2 separate regions of the Homo sapiens genome follow, and region 1 is linked to region 2. Evidence: chromatin loops called from intact Hi-C (ENCODE). Cell type or tissue: PC-9. All regions are shown on one strand. Region 1 holds the start of LOC107987064 (a long non-coding RNA gene). Region 2 overlaps SHB (SH2 domain containing adaptor protein B).

Region 1 (5,000 bases), 220 kb after region 2:
GCAGTTCTGACACACACACCACCACTTGAAAGCCTCTGGTCCATGGAGCTGAAATTCCTCCCAGTGGCCTTGCCAGGCTCCCTTTTTCTCTACCTGCTTCCCATGAAAGCCTCAGGTTTCCCAGTCCCCATTTCATTCTCTGAGCTCCGGCCCACCCAGCTGTCTGAGGTTCCCTGACGGGCCCAGGCTCTTGGCCTCTGGGCCTTTGTAGCTGCTGTGTCCTCCCCCTGGAGCACCCCTGTGCTCTTCTTCAGTTGACTGGTTCCCAATGGTGCTTCAAAACCCTGCTCAGGAGGCACCACCTCTGGAACGCCTTCCGGACACCCCGCCCCAGGTTGGAGGCTCCATCTTTTCCACTAGCTTTCCCTGTGAACCTCTCCGAACTTTGGTTTCTTGATCTCTAAACTGAGCTTAAAAATAATGCCTACCTCACAGGATTGTTTTGAAGACTCAATGAGATAATGTAAACTTTTTAGCATAGTTGTTGGTGCATATTAGAATTCAACAAACAGTGGCCACTCTGGTGTGGCTGGTGCTATTATTATTCTCCATCACTCTTGTCATCTTCTCCTCCTTGTGTCCCTGGAGGCCTCTGAAAATGTCCCACAGAGCACACTGGTGGCTGCTGTTCAGTCACTTGTCTGCTTCCTCCCCTAGACCATGACTTCCCTGAGGACAGGGGTGCACCACAAGCATTCAGTGAGTTCAGTCCACAACACTTATTGAGCAGCCTCTGGGAGCCAGACCCTATCCCAGGTGCTGGGGACACAAAAATTAGGAGGAAGGCAATGAACATCAGAAGTGAAGGTGGCAGAGAGGTGCCAGAGGGGAGTGTTAGGAGCACAGATTTCTGAGCCATCTGCTCCATCACATGTAGCTGTGTGACTTTAGATAAGATACTTAACCTCTCTGTTCCTCAGTTGCCTCATCTGTAAAAGGTGGGGGGTAAATAATGCCTATCTTGCTAGGTTGTTGTATCATTTTCTTTTCTTTCCTTTTTTTTTTTTTTTGAGATGGAGTCTTGCTTTGTCTCCAAGGCTGGAGTGCTGTGGCATGATCTCAGCTCACTGCAACCTCCGCCTCCTGGGTTCAAGCACTTCTCCTGCCTCAGCCTCCCGAGTAGCTGGGACTACAGGTGCACACCACCATGCCTGACTAATTTTTGTATTTTTAGTAGAGATGGGGTTTCACCATGTTGGTGTGGCCAAGGCTGGTCTCGAACTCCTGACCTCAGGTGATCCGCCCACCTCGGCCTCCCAAAGTGCTGGGATTACAGGTTTGAGCCACCGTGCCTGGCCTGTATCATTTTATTTCATGTTAACACATAGTCTTGCTCAACTAGGTAATACTTTTTTTTTTTTTTTTTTTTGAGATAATCTCACTCTGTCGCCCAGGCTGGAGTGCAGTGGTGTGATCTCGGCTCACTGCAACTGCCGCCTCCTGGGTTCAAGCGATTCTCCTGCCTCAGCCTCCTGAGTAGCTGGGATTACAGGCGCCCGCCACCACACCCAGCTAATTTGTGTATTTTTAGTAGAGACGGGGTTTCACCATGTTGGCCAGGCTGGTCTGAACTCCTGACCTCAGGCGATCCGCCCACCTCGGCCTCCCAGAGTTCTGAGATTACAGGCGTGAGCCACCGCGCCCGGCCCAATGAGATAATATCTGTAAAACATTCAGAACAAAGGACACTGAGTATCCACTGGATTTGGCAGTTAGCAGTGCATCAGAGAGATGTGGAGAGAGCTGCTTTAGAGGAAGCAGAAGCCAAAGTGCAGGGATGGGGAAGTGAGTGACTGGAAGGGATGAGAAAGGGGAGTGGAGACAGCCCCCTGAGAGCTATTGGGCGCAACAAGAGAGAGGGTAGTTTGATGGAGAGGGCGTTATTGACAGGAAGGTGCCAGTAGGATGGGAGTGACTGCAGATACAGGAGAGACGAAGGAGAACAGAGTAAGGGGGCGGGGGCTGGACTGCCTGCATCCAGGTGCAAGGGGAGGTGAGGGGGGGGTCGGCAGGGAGGGAGGGGGCTCGTTCATACCTGCTGCCGGGGTGCTCTGTATCCTCAAGTGGAGCAAACTCATCTGTGGAGGGAGAGAAGAGTGGCGAATGGAGCGGGGGGGGGGGGGGGCTCCGGGAGGGCGGGGGAAGTGTGAAGTAGCTCTTAAGTGGAGTGGGGGAGGGTTAGAAAAGACGGTGACAGGCGGTGCTAAGCAGAGACCAGAATCTGGAAGGGTGCCAGGTTGTGGGTGTGGGGGAGGGGGCTGTTCCGCCGCAGCTGCAGCTACAGCCAGGAGGTGAGGGTGAGGAAGCTGGAGGGAGGCATGACTTTTGGAGTGGGCGGGCTCACCGGGAGGATGACCAACTAGATGGTCCAGATTGCCTGGAAATGGAAAGTCCCTCATCCCAGGAATGCCTGAGGCCAAACAAACCAGTAGAGTTGGTCACCTACTGCAGAGTGATGAAACCCTGGCCCCCACGGGGGTGAGCGTGCTGGCTTTGTGATCGGCGCTAGGATGCAGGCTGGGGGTGGTGTGGGGGTGTAAGGGTAGCCTGGACACTCAGGAAATAGGACTGGGGGGTTGGGAGGGAGGTTAAGGACCTAAGGGTGTCACTCACCTGTCTTCCTGGTTCCTGAATAGTGCCTGGCCTTCCACCAGGCACTAAATATTTTTCCAGAGACTGTGAAACCAGACATTCTTACTACTTTTAATTTTTGCCATAGTCACATAGCTTCTGCGTTAACGTAATATTCTTTAAAATCAGCTCTTTAACAAGTATGTCTAAAAGGAAACACCCTTTACCCTATATGGACAAAAAGAAACCACACAGAGCCCCACCACCAAGCATATATTGGCGGCTAACTGGATCTGCTGCTTGACAAGGGAACTGCGGTGCCCAGGGCTGCTGTCTGTCTGTTACCCTGGGAGATGAGTCGGCTTGAGAGAGGCATGGACGATGTGCTCGCACCCAACGGAGCCCTTTCTCCTTGAGCTGCTGAGAAGAATGGGGCTTGAAAGAGGGACAGCTTTGCTGTGTGACTGAATTCCATGTTCCTTTACTACCTGCGATCATCTTGCTTCCCTCACTTCGGAAAATGCTGTGATAAAGTGATTGAGACTATAGGTTCTCTTAGTGTTCTTAAGAGTCAATAACAGCTGTGCATTTATTATTTTATTTTTTCAGGCTGAGTCTTGCTCTGTTGTCCAAGCTGGGGTACAGTGGTGTGATTTTGCAGTGAGCTGCAGCCTCAACCTCTGGGGCTCAAGCGATCTTCCCACCTCAGCCTCCTGAGTAGCTGGGATTACAGGTGTGAACCGCCGCACCCAGCCTCAGCTGTGCGTTTAAATACCAAGATGTCATTTGGGTGGCATTTTTGGGGGGTCATGTATAGGCTTAGAGAATGTTGCAGCTGAAAAGATCCCTGAGGACTCAATTGATCTGACACCCCCCCATCTCTGCTTCCTTCCTTCCTTTTTTAAAGGAAGGGAAGTAGAAACTGAAGCCCACAGAGGGCAGAGACTTAGCCAGAGCCTCGGAAACAGAGCTGGGACTAACCCCCACCCTCCTAGCTCGGCCAGCAGACCCGGTTAGCTACTTCTCCCACTTTCTCCGCACTTGGCCTTCGGAGACTATTTTGCTGCTTGATTTCTGATTTCTTGTCAGCTGTGATTAATGAGGAAATCTCCTGCATACACGATTTTCAGCTGTACCCGGTTTACGGCAAACAGATTAGATCATTTAAGTCAGAATAATACTATTTAGCAAAGCTGGATTTAGAGCTGGCAGAAATTAAGATTAAAGATAAAAAAAATAGAGTGAGAATCATAGATCAACACCTGAAAAATCTTGCTGCCTGTACACATCCCTAATTGAGAAGTATGTGAAAGATTCCATCCGTGAAATTCAATTATCATGCAAGCCAGAGGAAGTGGCTTCCCTGGGGAAAAAAACCAGGCAGCCCAAATCAAAACAGCCCCACCTGTCTGTTTTCGTGTCAAAAGAGTGAGAAAGCCTGCCTGGCTGATGATGAAATATGGACGATATGCATCAACTTGATGAAAATGTCCAGGGGTCCCTTTCTATAATGGGATTATCTCTCGAGCTCCTCCATCAGAAGTTAGCCTGGAAAAACGTTTGAGGCTTCATAGATACTGAGGGCAGACTGGCACCTGCACCCCATTCCTGACACCCTTTCTCCCAGCTTCAGAGTGGGTGGGACTGGATGGAACTGGAAGACAAAAGGAGCTCTCAAGCCCTGAGCCCCTTCCATGGATGAGGGGCTTCTTAACTGGAGCAATCAGCAGGAAAATCTCACAACTGTAATGATTACAAATGAGCCAGTGGTAATTGACCCGCCTTTTAACTGCAAGGAGGGATGCAGGGTTGGGGCGGGGGTTCTTCAGCACTTGCTTTGTCTCTCGGATTCCAGAGAGATTCACACTGCAATCCTGGATCTGCAGAAGAGCTGGATGGAGTTTCTTTTTGGTTAACTGCTGTGCGTGGTCATGGTGGTAAATACAGGCTTATTCCCCTCTGGGGCTTAGAGGCGTACAATTTGCAAAGTGCTTTCACATTCATCAACTCAGAACATTCGACTCAGAAAACCCTGAGATAATGTTTCCCATTATACAGATGAAGAGGCGGAGGTTAAACGATTGGCTTCATCTGTTTGAAAAATCCGTGCTGGATTCCGATCTAATGTGTGTTTGGTGCTACGCTGGTCCATTTAGAGAAAGGCGCCATCTCAGTCTCTCAGGAGCAGGCATTCTGGTGGGGAGGATTAGACGCTGACTTATGTGATCATCACCGAAGGTCAAATGTGATAGGGCCATCGGGGAGGGGTGCTTAGGGAGAGGTCAAAGATGAAAAAGACTGCTTGATGGAGAAACCCTCCCCAAGGGCCAGGGCCAAGCCTGTCTCTACGGCAGTTGTAGCTCCAGTACTTGGCACAAAGCAGGTTTCAAAAGCATCAGTTGAATAAATGAATGAATGAATGAATGATA
Region 2 (5,000 bases):
GATGATTGCTATAGCCTCGGAACCATAGAACCTGTCTCCCTGCCTCTTGCTAGGCGCTGCAAGATTCCATCCCACACTCCCAGGCGGGCCTGTTTTCCTAAATGACTTCCTAATCGTGCCACACCCCTGCAGTGTGGGTTTCCGCAAGGTTTCCACACCCTGCCCAGCACGCAGGGAGCTGGGCGGGTACAGGATGCAGGAGCTTTGCTGCAGATTAATCTGAGTCTCCCTGAGCCTATTTCAGGACAGGTATCTCCATCAGTTTCTGCACTTTCAGATCTTTTAATGTCTCTCTGGGATTCTGAAATGCAAGGCTGAGGCAGGCCTGGGGAGGTGAACTCCTCCATTTCACATTCCTATTCCTGTATTTCTACCTTGGGTAAAATGCACGTTTCTCTCACAGCTGCCAGGAAAGACAAGGAGTTAGGGATGTGTTCCGAGGGGCCTGAGCCCTCGCTGACAAACGCTCAGCAGGACTGCAATCTGTTTGTTGGGCCCTCACATCTATGAGGCTTAGTGCCAGCAGCACGGGGAAAACCAATGGCAACCCTCAGGGCCCGTGCTCCTCTACTGGGGCCAAGGACAGAGGAACACACCTGCCAGCCACTGGGCCACAGCTGTCCCCCTTATCCCCAGAAGACAGCACTGAGACCATCCTTCCTACTGAAGGTGGCCCTGGCCCTGGGGACAAGTCTCCACTCAGCTCCTGACTTTGAGAAAGCCCCTGAATTCCAGCCCTTGATAACCCGGAGCCACAGCATCTAGTAAATGAGTTTCGGGGAATCATGGGTAGGCTACTGCCACCTTGGTCCCTCACTCAACTGTTAACTCCATGAGAACAACTTTGTTTTGTTCATGCATAGACCCGGGAGCATAGAACGGTGCCAGCACATGGCAGGTGCTCACAAATAGCCACCCAGTCAATGAATGAATGCACTGCATTTTTCCCCTGACCCAGGCCCTGTGACTTCAAGCAAGCAAGTCACAGCAGAATGGGAGAGGCTGCTTATAGTGAGTATTTGTTTGTTTCCTTTTCTTTCTTCTCCATACAGACTTGCATTCCTATACTCATTCATGCAATCGGTGAATATTTACTGGGCCCAGAAGAGAAATGAAGATGGGTGAGGACCAGTCCCTTCCTTCACGGAGCTCTCGGCCCAGAGAGGGAAGGAAAAGAGGCAGAATCAGCTATCCCTATGCAGTCCGCCGGCTGCGGAGACAGAACTGGTCAGAACGCCCACCCAACTCCCACCCTGACGCCAAGGCAGCCTCCCTGCCCACCTAGCAAGTGGCTAAACTCAGACTTTCCAGATCTGGCATTCTTTGGAGGAGGATAGGAGGTCCCTGGGCTCCTGAGGGGCACCCAGGACTCTGTGGACCAGCCCAGGTCCCAGGAGTGAATTAATGCACTCATTCATTCAACCAGTGTTTACTGACAACCTACTTTGTACCAGGTACTTCAGGTTCTAACAGGGAACAAAACCTATATCTCTGCCCTTGTGAAGGCCACATCTCAGCAGTGAGACAGACAACAAACAAGGGAAATGTAAAAAAAGTATGTAATATGCTAAATAATGACAAGTGTTAAGGAACAACATCAGAGAGGTGGGGGAGGGGTGGAAATGTAAGATAAGTGGCCAGAAGGCCTCCCTGAGGAGGTCATTTTGAGTCAGGACCTCAAGCTTGGCTTTGCTGGGATGCTGCCCTCTTTGTGCAGCACACTTTGGTCCCAGAGGCTGTACCACTCCTTCTTCTGTGTTCTCCAAGACCAGATTTCTCTCTCCAGTGTAATTTTTCTTAGTTTGTTTTATACTACAGACATCAAGTGTTCTCTGGGCCCCTGTCCACCTTCCCCATGTGACAGGAGCACCTGGAGGGCAAGGACCCTCAGCCCACAGCGGGGGTGCTATCAATGACTGTCTGCTCTCCTTGGCCTATTCCAGGCCTGCTGCAACTTTCCTGAAAACCTGAACGTGCTCAGTGTCAGGGGTCAAAGACAAGAGGGGAGCCGGGGTGAGAGAATAGGAAGTGGCTCCTAGAGTGGGCCCGCTGGTCGCCATGGAAACCCAGGCTTCCCACTTCTCTCCCCGCCCACAGCTCTGCGGGTGAGCACCACTGGGCTGGGTGTGTGAGCCCTGCTGTTTCTTAAGAATAGGAAAGTCATCAGGTGACTAATATGAAATCTATTTACACTTGATGATCTCCTTCCTGTCCGGTAGGTAAGTCATTCTGGCAAATGACAGACCAGCCAGGGAACTCTGCACAGTCTACGACCAAGCCTGCTACCTGCCAGGCAGGAGGATTGACAACAGATTTCACAACATTTCAAAATAAGGCCCAGGAGCTCCAGGATGGAAGTCAGGAGACTTGCCCTGTGGCTTGCTGCTGTGTAAACTTGGCTAGTGCACAACCCTCTCTGGGCCTCGGGCAGGAAGCCTATATGGGGCCAGAAGCACTGCTCCTCAAGGACAGTTCCATCCTGCCATGATCCAGCTGGGGGAGAGCTGTGACCACCAGGACAGGCTGAAGCCTGTGGTGTCTTGGTGGGGAGGGCAGGCCAGGGAGGAGCTTGAGGCCTGGAGAGGGTGAGAGGCAGCAGGACAGAAGGAAGTGAGGGGGCTCAGGGTACAGGCTTTGGGGAGCAGAGCTGTGCAGGGAGGCAAGTGTGTGGACATCCTGGGAGCAGAGTCCACGGCACTACAGAGCTGGGGCTGGGAATGGCCTGGACTCAGGACCCAGACAGAAGGCCCTTTGCTTTCCCAGCTCAGGGGAACAGTGCTGCCTGGAACCAGGGGTCAGGGCTGACGGCAAATATGAGAGGAAGGCTGAAGTCTCAGGCAGGGTGGCCAGAGGCAGCTTCTCTGACACCCAAGCAAGACTCACAGGCTCCTTTTTCTGAGAAGCATTTGCCGGTCTCCGGGAGAGTTCATTCCAGAATGAGAGAACAGGAGCCCTAGGAAGGGCCTCTAGAGCTGGCTGTCCAGAATGGTGTCCTGTCTGTCCTGAGAGCAGAGACAGCAGCATGCATGCTTTTGGGAGGGGCTGAGGCTGATGCCACATGGAGGTGGCTGGGGGTGGGGCAGGACCCTCAGGACTGTTAGAACCAGGCCTGACAAGGGCAGCTGGAGAAGCCCAGTGTGACCGCAGAGGCGGGTAACCAAAGGATTTATGAAGTCACTCCAGACCCATGACCTCTAAGAATCCTCTTGACACCCAGTGAAGGAGGCAGAATCTGATTTTAGAGATGAGGGAACTGAAGCCCAGAGAAGAGAAGCAACCTGCCCAAGGGCAGAGCCAGGGGCAGAGCCAAGGCTAGAACCTGTACTTCCTGCCTCCTTTCTCCTGAAACACAGAGGCCACAATTGGAACATCGTCTTTAACATGATAAACCCCATGATTCTCCCAGAGAGCATGTTGCCACTAGAAGAGGCCACACCAGAGGATGAGAAAATACAAAAAAAATCCCCTCTTGCCTTTAAAATCAGTGACTGGCTTCATCTGGACGGTGCCTACTAGCACACAGTTAAAAAGGGCAGAAGGCCAGTTGTAAGCAAGGAAAACAGCCACGTCAAAGCAGGGGGGCTCTGTGTGAAATGACTTTAATTTCCTCTTATTAGGCTATAAAGTTGATTTAATAATAAAAACATGCTAAGGACTTTTTAATGTGTAATTGCTTACATATTAAAAATTATGTGAAAATGCTTTCAATTAATGCTTAAAGATTCATCCTGTGAGATGACACTTTGAACAGTTTTATAAAGGATGCCAGAGGAAGGGTTAGTAACATCTAAAAAGGCGGCCTAAGTAACTAAATTTTCCAATTATTCCTCAGACTCTGGGGAACACAGGACAGATGAGAGAGTGTTTTAGTTGTAAGCGAGGGCTCCAGAAGGTGCATCTTGGTTCTGTTTCTGCTGCTTATTTAATCTGAGGCTCAGTATTCTCCTCTGTAAAATGGGGATGATGAACATCCCTATACCTCATAGGCGAGGATTAAGTGAGCTAATCTCTGGAAAGTACTTGGAGCAGTGCCTGGCACACAGGGAAGCCCTTTGCAAAAGCTAATGACTGTCATCCATGCCACCATAACTCCTTGGTTACCTCTGAGAATTCCTAGGGCTGAAGGCCAGTGAAGAGACGATCTCAGGCACAAAAACACGCTGTGCCTTTAGGTTAACTTGGGCTTCCAGATCCCAGTCAGTCTCTACATGCTCTTGCCCCATGAGATTTTCCTATCATTATCCCATCAAAAGCCTCATCTCCAGCCACTCCTCTCTAGCAACAAGGGCCCACCTCTATGCTTTTCTCAAGCTTTTCCCTCGGCCTGGGATGCCTGACTCAGTTCTCATCACCGCCACCTCCCACAACCCACTCTACTTGGATCACCCAAATTGGAAGCCCTTGTTCCCTCCTCTGAACTCCTGGAGAGCCACATGCTCATCTCAGTGCACCCACCACTGACCACTCCAGGTCCATGCCTATCTGCTCTGTGGATGTTCCTGGAGGGCAGTGGCGGTATCTGCCCAGGTTATTTGGTGTAGTCTCCAACACAGCCCGGCCTGGAGCCCCTGCAATGACCGAGCGCACTGCAGAGGGCCCAGGGACCACCTGCTCCAGCACTGGCAAGGGTGCAACCTACTTCCAGGTGGGTAGGTGATCCTACAGGGAATAACTAGAGAATTCAACAGCACAGCATTCCACAGGAAGGACAAACAGGCCCTCTGTCCTCTAATAACAACAATCTTATGCACATGTGCAAAGTTTGTTTTCCACATGGGCATCAGGATCACAGGCCCTATTTTACCATGACACCACGGCTCTCAGTGGGCTAGGCACCCTGACCTATCCAGGCACCCAAGTCAGCCTGATCAGTGTCCAGCGCCCTTCCTGCTGCATCAGCAGGATTTCATGCATCCGGGGACCTTAAGCCTGGGATCAAGACCTGGGGAAGAGGGAAAGAAGGGGCTGTGAAGCTAGCTGCCTGATCACTGCCTCAACAG

The links. A loop is a pair of places that touch in the nucleus more often than their neighbours do. Peaks named below come from ENCODE experiments on the same cell type or tissue, not always from the same donor. Only the 100,000 strongest peaks of a DNase experiment are listed, where the experiment ranks them.
Region 1: it touches region 2 in a loop (10-fold over the local background); 2 of 110 quality-filtered maps call a loop at or near these places.

What each region holds. Positions count from the first base shown.
Region 1 is chr9:38,224,950-38,229,949 of GRCh38, forward strand. It overlaps LOC107987064 (a long non-coding RNA gene), which reads right to left and starts at 2,098. Exons shown (of 2, transcript XR_001746667.2): 1 at 2,036-2,098. RefSeq lists a silencer at 2,103-2,397. In PC-9, no CTCF peak of the experiment used is centred here; DNase peaks (open chromatin) are centred at 1,712 and 2,372; H3K4me3 peaks cover 1,412 bases; H3K27ac peaks cover 3,027 bases.
Region 2 is chr9:38,006,232-38,011,231 of GRCh38, forward strand. The region is part of intron 2 of SHB (SH2 domain containing adaptor protein B); the gene reads right to left. Among named protein-coding and RNA genes, the nearest start is that of SHB, 60 kb to the right of the region's middle. RefSeq lists a silencer at 1,941-2,235 and enhancers at 2,356-3,297, 3,864-4,496. In PC-9, no CTCF peak of the experiment used is centred here; a DNase peak (open chromatin) is centred at 2,220; H3K27ac peaks cover 3,403 bases.